3 separate regions of the Homo sapiens genome follow, and all the other regions are linked to region 3. A link is an interaction called in ENCODE POLR2A ChIA-PET data of the cell type or tissue named here. Cell type or tissue: Panc1. All regions are shown on one strand. Each heading gives the region's core, and the rest is flanking DNA. Links, peaks and the distances in the headings are about the cores only.

The links. ChIA-PET counts read pairs that join two places held together with the same protein. Peaks named below come from ENCODE experiments on the same cell type or tissue, not always from the same donor. Only the 100,000 strongest peaks of a DNase experiment are listed, where the experiment ranks them.
Region 1: POLR2A ChIA-PET joins it to region 3 with 6 read pairs; 3 of 35 experiments call an interaction of 5 or more read pairs at or near these places.
Region 2: POLR2A ChIA-PET joins it to region 3 with 5 read pairs; 7 of 35 experiments call an interaction of 5 or more read pairs at or near these places.

The regions. Positions count from the first base shown.
Region 1 is chr1:66,870,608-66,874,607 of GRCh38, forward strand. DNAI4 (dynein axonemal intermediate chain 4) reads right to left here. Exons shown (of 17, transcript NM_024763.5): 6 at 763-902. Among named protein-coding and RNA genes, the nearest start is that of DNAI4, 52 kb to the right of the region's middle. In Panc1, for the core only: no CTCF peak of the experiment used is centred there; no DNase peak of the experiment used is centred there.
Region 2 is chr1:66,846,835-66,850,834 of GRCh38, forward strand. It overlaps DNAI4 (dynein axonemal intermediate chain 4), which reads right to left. Exons shown (of 17, transcript NM_024763.5): 8 at 650-844. Among named protein-coding and RNA genes, the nearest start is that of INSL5, 48 kb to the left of the region's middle. In Panc1, for the core only: no CTCF peak of the experiment used is centred there; no DNase peak of the experiment used is centred there.
Region 3 is chr1:66,930,715-66,941,343 of GRCh38, forward strand. It overlaps MIER1 (MIER1 transcriptional regulator), which reads left to right. Exons shown (of 14, transcript NM_001077700.3): 3 at 9,314-9,338. Among named protein-coding and RNA genes, the nearest start is that of MIER1, 11 kb to the left of the region's middle. RefSeq lists a silencer at 1-58. In Panc1, for the core only: no CTCF peak of the experiment used is centred there; no DNase peak of the experiment used is centred there; H3K4me3 peaks cover 1,525 bases; H3K27ac peaks cover 2,424 bases.

The DNA.
Region 1 (4,000 bases), core at 1-4,000, 63 kb before region 3:
GGCATGATGGCAGGTGCCTGTAATCCCAGCTGCTTGGGAGGCTGAGGGGGAGAATTGCTTGAACCCAGGAGGCAGAGGTTGCAGTGAGCCAAGATTGTGCTATTGCATTCCAGCCTGGGTGACAAGGTGAGACTCTGACGCAAAAAAAAAAAAAAAAAAAAAAAAAAAAAGGAAAAATATAACTTTGCTTGTAATTACTTCTTTGGCTACACCCTACAGATTTTGGCTATGCAATGTGCTCAGGGTTGTTAATTTGTACACAGTGAGAGGTGGTAAGTATAGTAGTTAAGTGCACAAGCTCTAGAACCAGAACAGTTAGCAAACTTCTCTTTGCCTGTTTCCTCATCTATAAAATGGGGAAGCATAATAGTATCTACCTCATAGGGTTGCTGTAAAAATTAAACCAGTTAATACATGTGAAGGACATAGTGTCTGACACATTTAAAATGTTAATAGTTATGGCTGATATTCTTTGTGACATAGTAAATAATCAGTTTATATAAACGTTTAAAGAGTATAAAGTTCTATGATATAGTATGCATAAAAACCAAGATGAATAATTATGTTATTCAAATCTATATATTTATTACTTAACATGTCAAATTCTGAAAGCTATAGAACACAGTGTCCAACTACTGTTGTGGTTTGGCCAAATTATTTTTATTTTTGCTTTATACATTTCAATATTCACTTGTCGATTGACAGACTCAAAAAATGTATATTAGAACATTATAGTTTATCAAGCAGAATGATAGAAATTACCTTTATCTTCCATTATGATTTTATCACATTGAACATCTTTATTCTTTGGTGCTCCATTGAAAGTCTGCATCATCCTTTCAACATATAGGTCATTGCCTAATCTGTTTCTACAAAGGACTTCATAATTCTTGTTTCTCTGACTGTAAAAAATAAAGTGTATCCAACTCATTAATAAGAATCATCACCACACGTATTATCTCTTTATATTATTCTTTTCCCTAAAATTACTTTCCTTAATGTGGCTTGCACCAAAAAGTGAAGTGAGACTTCAAAAAAAGCCTTAGGAAAAGACTGCACTAAATGACCTCCAGAGGACTCTTTTATACTGTGTCTATTTCCCAACATCCCTACTACTATCGGTACCTTATCAATAACATGCTAGTACTAACTCCATGTAGGTTTTAGTTCTGAATATTTTTAAATTTTCCATTACTTCTTTGATGACCCATGAGGAATTTAGAAATGTGTTTTTGAACTTCCAAATGTGTATGTAAATGTGTCTGTTTTAGTTGAGATTTATGTTATTAACTTTATTGCACTGTGGCCAGAAATTTTCATTTGTATAATTCTATTCTGAAATTTTTGAGACCTTGCTTCATAGCCTTATGAATAATTTTTTATAAATGCTGCATGTGTGCTGAAAGAGAATGTGTTCTCTAATTGTTGAGTGCAGAAGTCTGTATCTGACCATTAAGTTTTTATTCAAATTTTCTATATCCATACTAATGTGTTCTCTGGTTGACCTACCAATAATTAAGAGAGGTGTGTTTAAATCTCCTACTTTAACAGGATATGTATCAAGTTTCCAATTTTTGCTTCACATATTTTCAGGTTATTTTATTTATTTATTATTTATTTATTTATTTATTTATTTATTGAGACGGAGTCTTGCTCTGTCACCCAGGCTGGAGTGCAGTGGCGTGACCTCAGCTCACTGCAACCTCCGCCTCTCAGGTTCAAGTGATTCTCCTGCCTCGGCCTCCCGAGAAGCTGGTACTACTGGCATAAGCCACCACGCCCAGCTAATTTTTGTATTTTTAGTAGACACGAGGTTTTACCATGTTGACCAGGCTGCTCATGAACTCCTGACCTCAGGTGATCCAAACCACCTCATCCTCCCAAAGCGCTGGGATTACAGGTGTGAGCCACCGTGCCTGGCCCATGTTATTTTATTAGGAATATTCAAGTTCAGGATTACTATACCTTCCTATCATTATGAAGTACACTTTATCCCTAATAATGCTGTCAGTTTAATTGTTCCTCTGTAGGTGACGTGTTTTTAAAAAATATTTTTTCTATTTTTATTTTTTAATGAAATTACTTTTATATTCCAATGCTCTTATTTATCTATTTATTTATTTATACATAATAATAATAAGAGATGTGGTCTCACTGTGTTGTCCAGGGTGATCTCCACTCACTGCAACCTTCCCCTCCTGGAGAAGCAATTCTCGTGCCTCAGCCTCCTGAGTAGCTGGGATTACAGGTGCCCACCACCATGCCCAGCTGATTTTTGTATTTTTAATAAAGACAAGGTTTCATCATGTTGGCCAGGCTGGTCTCAAACTCCTGACCTCAAGTGATCCACCCACCTCAGCCTCCCAAAGTGCTGGGATTAAAGGCTTGAGCTACCACACCCGGCCTGACAGTTTCTTAATGTTAATCATGTTTTAACTCTGTCTTTTATTTGTTTAAACATTTCACACATATTTTATATTCTATATCTGATAATATAATTATCTATAGTCTTCAGGATCTATACCAAATTCAACCTGAGGGAATTCTTCTCCTTCTCCTTCTCCCTTTCCTTCTCCCTCTCCTTCTCCCTCTCCCTCTCCTTCTCCCTCCTCTCCCTCCTCTTCTTCTTCCTTTTTTTTTTTTTTAGACATGGTCACATGGTCTCTCTCGGTTGACCAGGCTGGAATGCAATGGCATGAACACAGCTCACTGCAGCCACAACTTCCCGTGATCAATCAAGTGATTCTCCTACCTCAGCCTCCCGAGCAGCTGGGACTACAGGTATGTACCACCAAGCCCGGCTAATCAAAAAAGAAAAAAAAAATTGTGGAGATAGGGCTCTCGCCATGTTGCAGGCTGGTACAAACTCCTGGGCTCAAGCCATCCTCCTGCCTTGGCCTCCCAGAGTGCTGGGATTACAGGCATGAGCCACCACATCCAGGTGATCTGAAGGAATCTTAAGAGCCAAAATGGTGGTATGCTTTGCTCCAGAGATTTGTGTTTGCTTCTGACAGTAGGGAGTTGACTCTACTGGCCTAGGATCAGTTGAGATAATTGAGCTCCTTTTGAGAGTCTTGGCTTAACACAAGAATCTCTCTTTCAGCTCTTTCAGTGTAAGGGTTGGGAGAACCCAAGACTCATCACTGGTCTCCAGATCCATATGTTAATATTAACATTTCTTCCCAGCATTTCTCCCCTTCTGATTTCAAAGCAATTATCTGTCCCTTTCTTTTTTCCCTCTTTCCTTTTTTTTTTTTTTTTTTTTTTTGGTCCTAGGAACTTTCCCTTCCTTCTTATGAGCTTTTAAAGGTACGCTATTCATGATCTAACATGTACTATGTTTTATAGTCCAAACCATATTATAATATTTTAGATTTTGAGAAGGAATAATACCCTAAAATTATTTTAGTGATGGAGTTTTTAGTACTATAAATCCTATTCAAATAATACTTTAGGTAAAATAATCAGAATAACTATTAATAATCTACTTATAGTAGCTATATTAATTTTAGATGGAGGAGAGCGGAACAAGAAAAATTATTAGGGATAAAGAGGGATAGTACAAAATGATAAAGGGGTCAATTCTTCATGAAAACATAACAATCCTTAAATGTGTATCTGCCTAACAACAGACTGTCAAAATACTTGAGACCAAAACTAACTCTATTTATATTCATTAATAAAGAGAAATGGAAAACTTCTCTAATATAGTAAATTCATTTATTTACCCATATTTTGCCTTCCTAAGTTTTAAATATTAGGTTGGTGCAAAAGTAATTGCGGTTTGGCTATTACTATAAAAATGTCATTTCTTTCTTTTTAAATTGAAAATGATTTATATATGTATAAAAGTAAAAATAATTAAAACCTATATAGAGACTTGGAAGCTTATTCTGTTATTTGGCTTAGAAGTTCGCCTAATTATTTAAAAATATGGTAAAGCTATGGGCTCTTCCTCTAGAAAAATTTACACACAACATAAACATGAACATAAAAGTTC
Region 2 (4,000 bases), core at 1-4,000, 87 kb before region 3:
TGTATTTTTTAATACATGATTAAAGGTTGATTAAGATAATCTCTAAAATCCTTTAAAATATTCTGTGATCATATGAGATGCGATTTGTAGCAATGAGAACAGGAAGAATGCTTCTGCAATAGATTTGGGAGTAGTAATAAAAGTAAGAACTTAGAAAGTAACAATGACAATGGAAAAGAAGAGGTTGAATATGAGAGATACTATAAAAATGACTAAGTAATTGAATGCAGGAATAAGGGAGAAGAAAGAGCTATAGATGCTTAGGAAGTTTTGAATCTAAGACAATCTGCTTCTGTGGGCATCCTAGTCTGGACTCTAGTGCTACTCACGCATTTAGTGCTGAAAGCTTTAGAAACATGTCCTCTGATAATGATAACTCAATCTGGAGATTACATTTAGAAATATATACTAAAACCCTTACATTTTAAAAATTATTTGAGTTTGTCTAAACATGATATCTTCTTTTTCTTTTTTTAAGAGACAAGGTCTTGCTCTGTCACCCAGGCTGGAGTGCAGTGGCATGATCATAGCTTGCTACAACCTTGAACTCCTGGGCCCAAGCAATCCTCTTCCTCAGCCTCCCAAAGTACTGGGATTATAAGCATAAGCAACTGCACCCAGCCTAAACATGTTTATTTTTTTTAAATACCTTTTAAAACAGGAAGCTGACGATAAGCTGCAAGTTTGGGCTGAAATATATTTTCCATCAGAACCCGTTCCATAAAAAATAAGTCCTGATGAAATTTGTCAGATTTTAATATTGCATCTGAGTGGTCTTCCTCATCTTCATGGATTTTTGCCAGAATTACATTTTCTATGTCCATTAGAGAACTAGTTTCACTATCTACAAAATACAAACATGATACAATGATAAAATATTCAAATGGATGGTTCATACATTCTAAAGATTTTAAAAATGACATTTCATCATTTGTATTTATTTTCCTCCAGTTTCCAACAACTTTAATAGACATTTATTGAATATCTTACGTACCAAGCACATGAAAGATGCACATATCTCATTTTGGAATTCTTAACCATCAAAAACTGTACTATTTTTCAGAAGATAGGCAATGATAACCTCCAGAGGTAATTTTTGTCTTTATTCTTTTAAAATTCAAGTTGAAATAAGATGATCAGCCTTCAGAAAAAGGTCTGATTTGATTATTGCTATACAGAAATACTATACTATTGTATTAAGTTTTCTCTTGCTGCTGTAACAAATCACAGTGGCTTAAAACAATGCAAATTTATCTTACAGTTCAGTAGATTAGAGGCCTAACAGATGTCACTGAGCTAAAACCAAGAAGTTGATAGGGCTTTGTTCCTTTCTGAAGGTTTTAAAGGAGAATTTGTTTCCTTGATTTTTTCAGTTTCTGGGGGCCACCACAACCTTTCCTTCATCTTCAAAGACAGCAACATTGATTGCATTCCCGCTGACCTTCTTCTGTCATCACGTCTCTCTCCCAGACCACAGCTGGAAAAGATCTTTTACTTTTTAGTACCCCATGTGATTAGACTGGGCCCAATAAGATTATCCAGGATAATCTCTCCATCTGAAAATCCCCATTGTAATCACATCTGGAAAATCTCTTTTGCCATGTTAGGTAACACATTCACAGGTTCCAGGGATTGGGGTGTGCACAAATTTCTGGGACTATTGTTCTGCCTACTGCACTACTTAGTAAACTCTTATTTTAAAAACAGAATGAAGGAAACTCTTGCTTCTTTATCTTTATAGATAGAGGGAGCACACTTTTCCCTATTCTTCCTGCTAAATTCAACTAAAAACACTGGAAATTTTAGAAAACAACAAACATAAGCAGTCTTTGAAAGGTGAAGAGAAGGAATGGGTATATATATATATTCCAGATATGGAGCTGAAGAAGTCAGCAACCTGGGAACACTGATGGGCACAGGCAAGAAAAAAATCCCCAAAAGAAGCCTCCTCTCTTTAGCCAAATGACCAGGAAAAGCATAGCCTTGAAAGAAAGAAAGCTTTTAGATGGCAGCCATTCTACTCCAGCCAAGCACAGAAAAAATTGTAGCCCCACCCATGTGACGAAGGCCTAGAGGGAGCCTAGTCTTACACCCTCACTAGGCTGTAACAAGGTGTCCCAAATCCCTGACCTTTCACTGTGTATGGTGTCAGAGAAGGCCCAGCAGGCAGGCAGGACTTTCATCCCTACCAAACATAATGATAGTGGTCCCCTTCCTACAGTGTCAGTGGAGACCAGCTGGGGATCCTGGAATTCCAACCTATCCAGTAGTAACAAAGTATACCTCCCTCTTCCCACTGGAGTAGTCAGAGTTGGACTGGTGAAGAGTCAAAACTTTTATCACTCCCCAGCAGTAATGAGAACAACCTCCACTCTGTTGTGTCAGTGTAGGCCACATGTGTAGCACTAATGAAGCATTCTTATATCTCCTAGCCATGGTGTTGTCAATGGAAACCAGAGCTCCTATCACTGCCCCATGGTAATGAAGACACAACTTCCCCTGATGTCATTGGAGGTCAAGTGGCAAATATAGACTTCTACTCCCGCCTGGAAATAATCAGGCAGTGACTCCCACTTTCCCCTGCCAGAACAGTGTCAAACAAAGCCTGCTAAAATGGAAGTTTAGAAAAGATCCAGACTCTTACAATACCCCAAATGTCCAGGTTTCAATTGAAAGTCACTCATAATACCAAGAACCACGAAAATGTTAACTTGAATGGAAAAAAGCCCCTATACACCAACATCAATGTTAGAATTATCTGACAAAGAGTTTAAAGCAAACATCATAAAAATCATTCAACAAGTATTTATGAACACACTTGAAACAAATGAAAAAATAGAAAGTATCATCAAAGGAATAGAAAGTCTTAGCTAATGAATAGAAAGTCTTAGCAAATGAAAAGAAAAACCAAATGGAAATTTTAGGAGTGAAAAACATAACTAAAATTTAAAACTCAATGGATGGGCTCAACAGCAGAATGGAAGAAAAATAAATCAGTAAACTGGAAGAGAGAACAATGGAAATAACCCAATCTTTAAAACAGACAGAAAAGTCTGAAAAAAATGAAGACTCTCAAAAACCTCTGCAACCATAACAACATATGTACCATTCATATCATTATCATCCGAGGATTGGAGGAACGGGGTGAGCCTGAAAAAGTACTTAAAGAAATAATAGCTGAAAACTTCCAAAATTTGGCAAAGGACAATAGCAAACATATTCAAGAAATGAATAAATCACAATGATGATAAACTCAAAGAAATGCACACCAAGACACACCATACTAAAATTTCTAAAAACAGAAGACCAAAAAAAAAAAAAAAAAATCTAGAAAGCAGCAAGAGAGAAATGACACCTTATCTTTAGGGGGAAAATACTTTGAATAGCAGCAGATTTCTCATTAGAAACCCTAGAGGCCAGAAAAAAGTGGCACACATTCTCTGGGTTCTGAGTGGAAAGAATGGTCAATGCAGAATTCTATACCCAGTGAATTTTCCTATGGGAATAATTCTATACCCAGTGAATTATCCTATAGGAATAAAGAGGAAATTAAGATGTAGTATTCTCAGATGAAGGAATACTAAGAATTTGTCTCAAAAAAAAAAAGTCTTCCCTAAAGAATGGCTAAAGGCAGTTCTCTAAACAGGAAGAAAATGAGAAAGGAATTTTAGAACATCTGAAAGGAAAAAAGAACAATGGGAAGAGAGAAAATAAAGATAAATAGAATATACTTCTTATTCTTTTGAGTTTTCTTCATTACGATTGACAGTTAAAGCAAAAATTATTACATTGTCTGATATAGTTTTAAATGTCTAAATATTAAATGTTTATATATCTAAATATCTTTCTAAATACTTAGAAAAAATATTTAAGGCAAATATAAATGGGGGTGGAATCTAAAGGGAGGTAAGGTTTCTACGCTTTACTTGAACTGGTAAAATGTCAACATCTATGGACTATTGTGTATGCATAATGGAATATGTAAATTAAATAATAAAAA
Region 3 (10,629 bases), core at 2,674-6,673:
GGTGCTAGGGGCCAGGAGAGAAGCTGCTGCTTCCTCTTGCGAAGTTTTTTCCCTTCCTAACCGAGATGCTGTTGCGCCCTTCCGCGTCACCCCCATCCATTTGCGACTGACATCCAGTCTGTGTTAGTGGGGAAAACGTAAGGCTGACGGCCTTTGATTAACTCTGTAATTTTCATGATCGTGGTAAAATGAGAGTGGATAAATTAATCTGGCCAGCCGCAATCCAGCCCTCCAGGTTGGGGGGAGTCTGCCCATTTATCCAGACAGTTCCATCTCCCGCTCCCCAAGGTACAACCTCTGAGCTGCTTTTCCACCTCCCCCCACCACCTTCACTTTCCAGGCTTCCCCCCACCCCCTTTCCAAATCAAGGCTACCTATTCTTGTCTTCTTTCTCTTCTAATTTTTCTTTCATTGGAGAAGCTTTTTCTTGTTTCTTTTTGCTCGTTTTATAGTAAACAAGTTCCTAAAGCCCCTTTTTTTGATTTTACATATTTGGGCCGCAGTTGGCGGGCATACAACTGCTGTTGATTTATTAATCGGAACTAAGTATACGCTACTGGAACTTTAAATAACTGGAAGTTTAAAAAATGTTTAAAATATCTGAAGTTTTGTGGGATTTGTTTTGTTTCCGTTTTTCCTTACCCGTGGAAGAATTTCAGTATTCTTTATTCCTGAGAGTTCGAGATGATGTATTTGGATTTTTTTTATGACTCCTTTGAAATAAGCCACTGTAAATTTTGATTGATAAGGCATTTCTCTTGTTTGAATTGCCATTTTCATGGTTTCACAGGCACCCCAAAACAGATTTAGGAAGGAGGGTGAGATTTTGCTGTAGCAGACAGGACTGTTTGCTGCGAGTATTCTTTTTAAAACATTCAATATCTCTAATTTACAACTAAATTTAGATCTTAGATTTATTTTCATTTCTTTTGCTCTTGGTGGTTAAAGAATTGTATTTCCAGGCACATGAATTGGAGAACGTAGTACTTTCTGTTTCCCCAAAATGTGACTGCGTTTGTTCCAGTAGACTGAGAATCGGTACCTGGATTTTAGTCCTGGTGAGGTTCTTATTCTTAAGTGTTTGTTTCCTTCATGTTTAAGGAGTTGTGTGTAGCTGGATTTATACATTTTGTCAGTTAGTGTCTTCAGTGGACCCCTTTCAGTGAATATCGGGTAAGCAGCAATGTGCTACATAGGTAATGTGGTTTCTTCTTTCATGGTGTTGCTCAGGATGGTTTGAGCTTTGAGGTGTGTAGTCATATACTAAGGCAAGATATTACTGAAGGAAAATAGCTTATACAGAGAAATTTAAGTTAAAAAACTTAAATTTAAAATTTCTGTGTTTTTAAAAAATAAATTTTATTGCCGAGGGAACTAAAAAATCTAATATGTAAAAGAAATTATGTTAACTTTTTTGTTTTAAAAATTAAAGATGGTTGCGTTATTGTAAGATAAAGGAAAAAAATATTTTGATTCACTAATCATTTCCTAATATTTTCTAATGTATGTTTTAGTTTTCTTAAATATTTTATCAGTTGGAGAATGGAATGTTTTGTGGGAACGCATGGATTGTTCAACTGCAAGAAGGAAAGAACTGGAATTTTGTTTTTATTTGGTTTTTAGTGTTTATTTAATGACCTGGTATCTTTAAACAATTTATCTTCTATATTCTTCAGTTACTTGTAGATAGTTTCATGTATAGTGAATTGGGGAAGAGTTAGAGGAACTTTCGTGATCTGTGTCCTACAAAAAAATCTAAGACAGGTGAAGAAGTGAAAAGTACAATTGATTTATAGTTTTCCTGGCCTCAATACTTGAATAATTATGACGATTTTTGAGACCAGTGGTTTTAAACAATTAGACAAAGGAGAAATGCTTGGTTGGCTTTTACTTTGAGCTCTCAGTAGATTCATTCTTTATGAAGCCAATATAAAAGCATGTGATTAAATAATCCAGATGCTGAATTATTGTGCTTTTGATCAAATAAATCTGAGGATTTAAGGATAGCTTGTGAAGTAACAGTAAGTGCAAAGCAACAGTATATATCTATTTGTTAAATCTGAGGGGGAAAACAGGTTATTGAAGAAGTATGTCTCCAGAGAAAAATGTAGGTATTATGCTTCTGGGCTTTTAAAAAAAAAAATTGATGCTTCCTACAAGAGCATGACCCTGACCATGTTTTTCCAGAAAAATATTTAATTCTTGAATAGAAAGTGCTTTAGATGAGAATAGGATATACTAATTTTTTATATTTGATCTGATTATCTTAGTCCATAATAGGAAGTATATATTGGTTCTTCAGTTGTGATAACATTAAAGCCGTATTTAATGTACTTAGAATAAATAGCATATGCTCCCTTGCTTAATACTTTTTGGCAATATTTCTCATTGCTTATTATCCCTTAAAATTATTTACCAACCTTCTAAAAGGACGCTCTCCTAGTCACACTTGAAGGAAATTACAGGATAGTTGCAGTTTTACTAACTGCAAAAATAAGAGGAAAATGAGAGAAAAAATGAGAGGAAGAAATAGTTAATCCTTTGGGTTTTATAAGGAATGTACTAGGGACCTTTGGGAACGAACAATTTGTCTTGTATTTTAGCGTTTGTAAACACGTAAGGGACTTTCTTCTCAAGGAAAAAAATCCATGGACAATTCAAGACCTGTCTTTTCACCTAGGCCACATTTCTGTGATATAAAGAGAAAATTAATGGATTTGCTTCTTTCTATTTAAGTATTTTAGTACTTTCAAAGAGGGTATATAATCTGTTTATTCACTTTCACACCTATCCATTTCTCTTTAAAATGGACTCCTTGCTTAGTATTTTTTGAGTGTATTTGGATTTTTTTAACGAAGGATTATGTTAAATGTTACTTATGAAAACATTAATTTCTACTCTAAGCAAAATGTGTTTCACTGCAGTGAATTTAAGCTTCAAATAATTCTCGACACTAATAATGAATTTTTTTTCATGTTTATACTTCAGAGCTATTAAGATTTTAAAAGTAGTCAAGATCACCAGTGCGTGAGAGTCCTAAAAATCTTAATTCATTGGCAGTTAAGAGTTAGGGTACTTTAATAGGTGGGAAAGGTTTGGTGGGAGAAACAAGTGAATTACTTTAAGATAATTCTGGTAAGTGAGACTAACCAGTTTTCTAAATAATTCAGAAATAAAACACTGCCATTGAAGCTTAAGCATGTCTTTATGAAAAGTAATCAGCTATCTAGAAATGCCTGCCTGGCTTGATGTTCATTCAAAATTCATTGCAGTGATTAAATTGTTCAAGTACCAGTCATTGCTTGGGGCTTGTTCTGTTTGTCTTATTCTGTGGCTTAGAACAATAACTTATTATGTAGGTATGAAATTCATGAAGTAGCACCCCAAAAAATTGTTTTTGCAAATTGAGATTTTTTTAACAGTCCTAGATTTAAAAAAATAAATTTAAACATATCCCATGCATTTAGCTGCATACTCCTTAGTAGTGTTAGGTTTCTAGAGCAATTTATAATAAAAGTAAAGTTAGGTCTTGAAGAAATCTAAATCTTTTGATCATAGAGAAAATGAAAGTGAGCAGAGAGTTTACGTAGTTTGTCCTAGGTCGTGCAATTCATCTATGGCACAGTTTAGACTGGAACCCAGCCTTCTGTATTCCTAGATTCCTAGTGCTTATTTTCTTTTTCTTTCTTTCTTTTTTTTTTTTTTTTGAGACAGGGTCTCTCTCTGTTGCCCAGGCTGGAGTGCAGTGGCGCAAATCATAGCTCACTACAACCTCAAACTCCTGGGCTCAGGTGATCAATCCTTCCCTCAGAGCCTCTCAAGTAGCTGGGACTATAGGCATGTGCCATCATGCCCGGCTTTTTTTTTTTTTTGTGGAGACAGGGTCTCGATATGTTGATCAGACTGGTCTCGAGCTTCTGGCCTTAAGTGATCCTCCTGTCTTGTGCTGGGATTATAGGCGTGTGCCACTGTTCCCAGTCCTTATTTTCTATGATATCATTTTACTTCTGAATTATTAATACTGTAGTAAATTGCTAATTTTAATTTCAGTACATTCTTAACCTTTTTATACCCCAGAATTCCTGAGAGTAATAACAAAGTTAAGTAACTTAATTTTATTGGAGGAGAGGGATGGTGAGCCAGCCCTTGGCACGGTAACCATCTTTCACCCTAAAGTAGGACCCCTCTTTCCAGGCTTCTATCCCCATCTCCATTGCTGTGAGAATCTCTGACTTAGAGTCTACATAACTAAGTAGATGACGGCAATACTTAAAAGAAATGGTGGTAGAATTGTTTTGAGGGGAAAAATTTGTTCAGACGGTAATACTCATTGCAAATAAGCTTTTGATTGCCTGGAATAAAAAAATCTAGTAATTACTTCATGTTTTTACTATGTTGTTGTTAGGGTTTTTTTGGTGAAAATAATGGTAATGTTGTAGTTAGTTATTTCTTTACTCTCTCTCAAATTATAGTCTTCTGTTGTATGGGACATTTCCCACCATGTTCTAGAAAAATATAAAAGAGAATTATTTCAGCAAATCTGAGGCATTGAATATTCGTTACAACTATTAGCAATTTTATCAACTAAATCATACAAATATGTGGGTGAGGGTCAACTTGCTATAAAAGTTGCTAGAGTTTGTTTTTAATTTGTTTTAGCCCATTCATACTCTGTGTACAGTCTTTCTGTCTCTCTAGTGTTGTTTTCCATCTCAGATAAGATAAATATGTACCCCCTAAAACACTGAATTTTTCAAAATTACAGCTTAAAAAATAGTAACAAGTACTAGGTTTTCTTAAAAATCAAAATTTAGAGGAAGAAAATGAAAATGTCTCATAATTCCACAAGATAATCAGTTCCCAGTGACTTTCATTTTAAGAAAGAATGCATAGTACATGAAAGTGGTTAGAAAATTTCAACAGTACAGAAAGGTATTAAATGAAAAAAGCCTCTTCTCCCTGACCCCATTCCCTAGAGGTAACTATTGTTAACAGGTTCTTGTATGTCCTTTTGAGGAAAAAAAATTTATTCCATATTATTTCATATTCCAGCCCAGTTTACGCCCTGTTCTACAGTTTTCTTTATACTCCTAATTTTTTTTGGCATTTATTTCTCTATCAACACAAACAGATATCTCTATTTTTAATGGAGTCATAGTGTTCTATTGTTTGGAAGAACTATGTATGGAAGAACTATGTATCATTTCTAATCAGCTAATGCATGGACTTTAAATGTTTTTCTACCTTTTTGTTATGAACAACTTTGTGGTAGTGAATGTTTTATATATATATGTCTTGGTGTCTTTTTTAAAATATATCAGTAGGATAAGTTCAGGTTAGCAAAATGATCTCCAGTGTGGTTGACATAACTTTTTTCTACTGATAAGGTTATGAGTACATGTTAAATATATTTTAATGCCCAATTTTAAATCATCTTTCCTAAAAAAGGTATTTTTTCTAAAAATAGGTATTGTTATAAATAAGCACTTACTTAGCTTTAGTTTAGTTTTGTTTTGTTTTTGTTTTTTTTGAGACGGAGTCTCTGTTGCCCAGGCTGGAGTGCGGTGGCGCTTTCTGGGCTCACTGCAACCTCCGCCTCCTGGGTTCAAGCATTTCTGCTTCAGCCTCCCAAGTAGCTGGGATTACAGGCGCCCGCCACCAAATTTTTTATTAAAAAAAAAAAAAGTTTTTGTATTTTAGTAGAGACAGCGTTTTGCCATGTTGGCCAGGCTGGTCTCGAACCCCTGACCTAGGGTGATCTGCCTGCCTCGGCCTCCCAAAGTGCTAGGATTACAGGCGTGAGCCACCGTGCCCACCTTAGTTTTGTTTTTCTCTCTCCTTTCTAGTTTATGGTAGTAATTAATGGTAGATGTTGTGGGTTCTCCAGGAAGGTATTGTTAAGATAACAGTTTCTGAAGACTGATAAGTCTGACATGACAGATGACTACTTGCAGTCACATTTTAAACATACTTTGAACTGATGAAAATCATTTCAAAAAAGAGAGGCCGGGTGCGGTGGCTCACATCTGTAATCCCAGCACTTTGGGAGGCTGAGGCGGACGGATCACGAGGTCAGGAGATCGAGACCATCCTGGCCAACATGTGTGAAACCCATCTCTACTAAAATACAAAAAATTAGCCAGACGTGGTGGTGTGCACCTGTAGTCCCAGCTACTCGGGAGGCTGAGGCAGGGGAATTGCTTGAACCCAGAAGGCCGAGATTGCAGTGAGCTGAGATTGTGCCACTACACTCCAGCCTGGGTGACAGAGCGAGACTCCATCTCAAAAAAAAAAAAAAAAAAAAAAGAGAAAAAGAAAAAAGTGAGGGTGAAGGAGGAGAGAAGTGAAGAGTGGAAAATTTTAGCAGTTATTTCTCTAGAAGGTACAAAAGGACACTATAAAAGGTATAGAAGGAAGAGTCAGGGTCTAGACTTCAGGCCTGCCTTCACCACCTACCATGGAACCTTGATCTAGTCAGTGTGTCTCCTTGGGTTTACTAATTTATAAAAGAGGTGGGCAGGGCAGGTATTATTCCTATATTTATGATTATGATCAGCTAACTAGATGCTTTTGAAAATGTGTAGCACTGGGTTGGGCATGGTGGCTCATGCCTGTAATCCCGGCACTTTTGGGAGGCCAAAGCAGGGAGATCACTTGAGGTCAGGAGTTCGAGACCAGCCTGGCCAGCATGGTGAAACCGTCTCTATTAAAAACACAAAAGTTAGCGAGCCATGGTGGCGCACGCTTGTAATCCCAGCTACTTGGTAGGCTGAGGCAGGAGAATCGATTGAATCTGAGAGATGGAGGCTGCAGTGAGCCAAGATCATGCCACTGCACTTCTGCCTGGGTGACACAGCAAGACTCCATCTCAAAAAAAAGAAAAGAAAAGAAAATGTGTAGCACTATATGAATGTAAGCTGGATGTACTATTTTATTTCATATCTAAATAAAAATTACCCTTATTCCACACCCAAACTTCCTATATTAAGATGCTAAACTCACTTGTTATTTTGAAAGATCATCATTTTTGATAATTAGCTATACAAAGTAATGTTTTACAGTATGAAATGTTTTCAAATACCAATTTTTTAGAAACTCATCTTTGATTTAATGGGATGTATTTAACTTTAAAGAATCTAATCTCAATCCTACCCCCAAACATATAGAACAGAATTTTATTTTGGAAGTAAAATACTAAAATATGTATGGATACTAAATGTATCTGTAGGCAGACCACTCCTAGTTCTCCACTTGTGCTAATCTAGATATGCCTTTAAATCAGTCATTGAAACATTCTAGTATGTCTGACATAATCACTAATGTTACCTTTGAACACTGGGTGTTCTACTCTGTATCAGCTATGCTTACAAATGCTACTAGTCCTCAAGCGTTTGGTATCTTAATCATTGGGAAGTGTTTGCAGCCTTTTTCAGAACTTTAACTATTTACCAATGAAGCAACAATCAGTAAGATATTTATTGGCATTCAGTGCTCCTGAGGCCTTTTACAAACTGAAATATATGGACACCATTTACAATTCAAAATCTCTATTGTTAATATCTAACATCAATAAAAATGTAACTTTTATTCTTCAGTAACTTGTAATTAGAAAGCCTTTTTTTAAATCAGAGAACTGTTAAATGGAATAATTATTCCAGTGTTCATAAGTCTTATTTTGTGTGGATAGTGAGCTAGGATTAGATGAAGATGATCATTAACATTGCTTGTAGCCTTACAGAGAAGATTGTGCCTACAGTTGGGAAGTATAACTGCGTGAAACACAAGTGGATTAATATTTTAAAATATTGATTTACTATGTAATAATTTGTGTGGTGGTTAACTCCATTTTGAACCAGAAATGTGTAGCTCTGCCCAAAAGATGTTAAGCAAGCTAGAAACCCTTTTTGTGGTTGCATTACTCTTGTCATGTCACCCTACTCTCCAAGCTTCCCATTAGAGGAATGAGATTTAAAAGTAGCACTGTATTGACTGTGTTCTGGCAGAGTAACTTTAAAATAATGGTAGTGGTGTACCATTGGAAATATGCAATACTGGTTATTGTCAGATTTTTGCTAGACAATGCTATAGGAAGGAATTATTCTAAGAATTTAACAGAAAAAGTAGGACCTTTGAAAAAGTGTGCCACAAAAGAATGAGTCACCATATGGAATCTAGAATCCCATACTTACTACAATTACATAATATGTACAGTTTTAAAAACAAATTTTAATACTTTATAGGAATTTGTCTTAGACACATTGTTTTTGAAAAATAGAGAATTTCCCTCTTTTCTGTTTTCTTCTTGCCTCTCTTCCCCATTACTTAGCAGAAAGAAAATACTGCAAGATCCCTATCTTTCCTTTGCTAGTGCTTTTGGCCTCCCACCATCTGTATTTTCTAATGGGCATGAAATAGATACTTCTGAATGAATTGGTGAAGTTTTAGTTCATGTTATTTGAAGCATCTTTTGAGTTTTTAATATTTGTTTTGTGGGAGTCTTATGTTTGTAGATTATTTGTTTATAATTGTGAATTAACTGAACTAAGATAAAACACAACTGCGCATTGTCAAGCAGTAACATTACTAAAATAAATTGCTACCAATTTTATCTTTAAATTTTCAAGTTGTTTGTGGTTAAATTTATGACAGGTAGAATGGTGGAGTGGAAGGAGCATTATAATTGGAAATCTGTGCAGTCTTGCATCAGATAACCTAAACTTTCTAGGCATTAGCTTGAATGCTTGCTAATTCTGTTATAACTTAAAAATATATTGTTTATCTGTAAAGTTAACCTAATATAGTATTTGGTGCTTAAACAGAATTTTAATTTTTCCTTTTGCTTTGTTACAACTTAATTTTTATTTGAGATAGTGTCCTAAATTGTTTCTGTCTCCCATCTTACACTCACTTTTTTTAAGTCGGAGACCAGCTTGATAGCAAACTTTGTTCATAGTTCTGTGTTGATAGGAGAAAATCTATTTCAGAAAATTCCAAGATCTAAAATCATACTACTTAAACCACATATGTTATGAAGCCCACATGTACCTTTAAAATCTGAATTCTATACTATTGTCTTTATTTCTGGATTCAGGAGTGTTTGGAATTTTTCTTTATGCTTAAATATAATGAAAGGGAAGGGATTATATGGGAAGTTTTAGTTTGTCTTGGAAAATGCAGACATTAAAACTAAAATGCAGACATTAAAACTTACTGTAGTTTTTGGCATCATAGTAGTCATTGAATAATTTCGGTAATGTTTGTGAAGATACATTATACAGAAATACTAATTTTTCCTCTTTTCTCCCCTTCTCAGCCATCTGTTGAATCTTCAAGTCCAGGTAAGTATTTTCCATATTTTTTATAATCTCGATTTGAGTAACATTTGTCCTACTAGTTGCATAAAGACTAGAGGAGTTAGACTATTATCTGACTTGCTTTTCTTCTGAATGCTTCTTTTCTCTGGGGAAAAAGAAATGGATGAAAGGTTTGACTGCCCATGAAAGTACAGGTGAGGCTACTGTGATTTCATCCTAAAAATGACTATTTTTGGGTTTTCTTTTTTTTTTTTTTTTTTTTTGGTGAGTTGCCATATGTATTTCTCACAGTTTTGTATTATTGTTTGACTTGTAGTATATATATAAATTGTGCTTTTTAAAAAGGAATCATTAGCTTAGAAATATTTGCTTGTGTAGGGATTTCAAAGTATTTTTATTTGAGAAAAAATTGTTAGTGCATTACAGAGGGAGGGGAAAAATAAAGTAAGCAAACGATTCAACAAGTGAATATTTAATGTAAATAAGGAATATTCTAAATAAGGAAATCATTCTTAGATTTGAATAGGATCAAGTTTTAGGTTCTGAGCACACATCTAGGATTTTTGTATTCTTTCTCAAATACAGTACATATTCATTTTTTCCTAACTTAGAGATTGCAAACCTGTGATCTTTGAATCAGATCTGTGCCACAAATTTTTGTTTGGCCACTGTAGTGATCTTTAAGAATATTTTATATATGAAATCTGGATTTAGGGTTCCCATGGTCTGGCACCACTGGGTACAGTAGTTCTACATGGCAGTAATTCATTGGAGTTGAAGCAGTGAGGAAAGAGTCAAGTACTAGTCTTTTATCCTCAGTGTCCAGTGACTGTCAAGAGAAATGGGACTGCCTTCTGCATGGGATATGTGGGTTAAAGAGTAGTCCAATATAGAAGAGTGAGAAAGTGAACCCTCTGAGGCATAGTAATGTTTTATTTGAAAACATCTCACATGTATTGAATACTTAGATAGGATGTATTCTGTATTACTGAATTTTCCAGATTATTGAAGCAATCACCTTTCTGTGTTTAAAGTTTTAGAAAGAAAGCTTTTAAAAATGCTTAACATAAGATAAGCCTGTTTTCATGGTGCAAGGTCCTTTCTATGAACATGAATCACTGGACTCTGAGGGTTGGACTAGATCACATCTACATCCCTTTTAAATGACTAGTGTGCTCAGCTGACGTTGATTTTGTCCTTTTGATTTCAGCTGAAAGCATCTTACTCTTTTTAATATGCTTGAGAGTAAAGTACATTAGGCTTTGTGCATTTCTGAAACTCAATTTTTTTTGAACTTTGTTTTATAAGTATATCC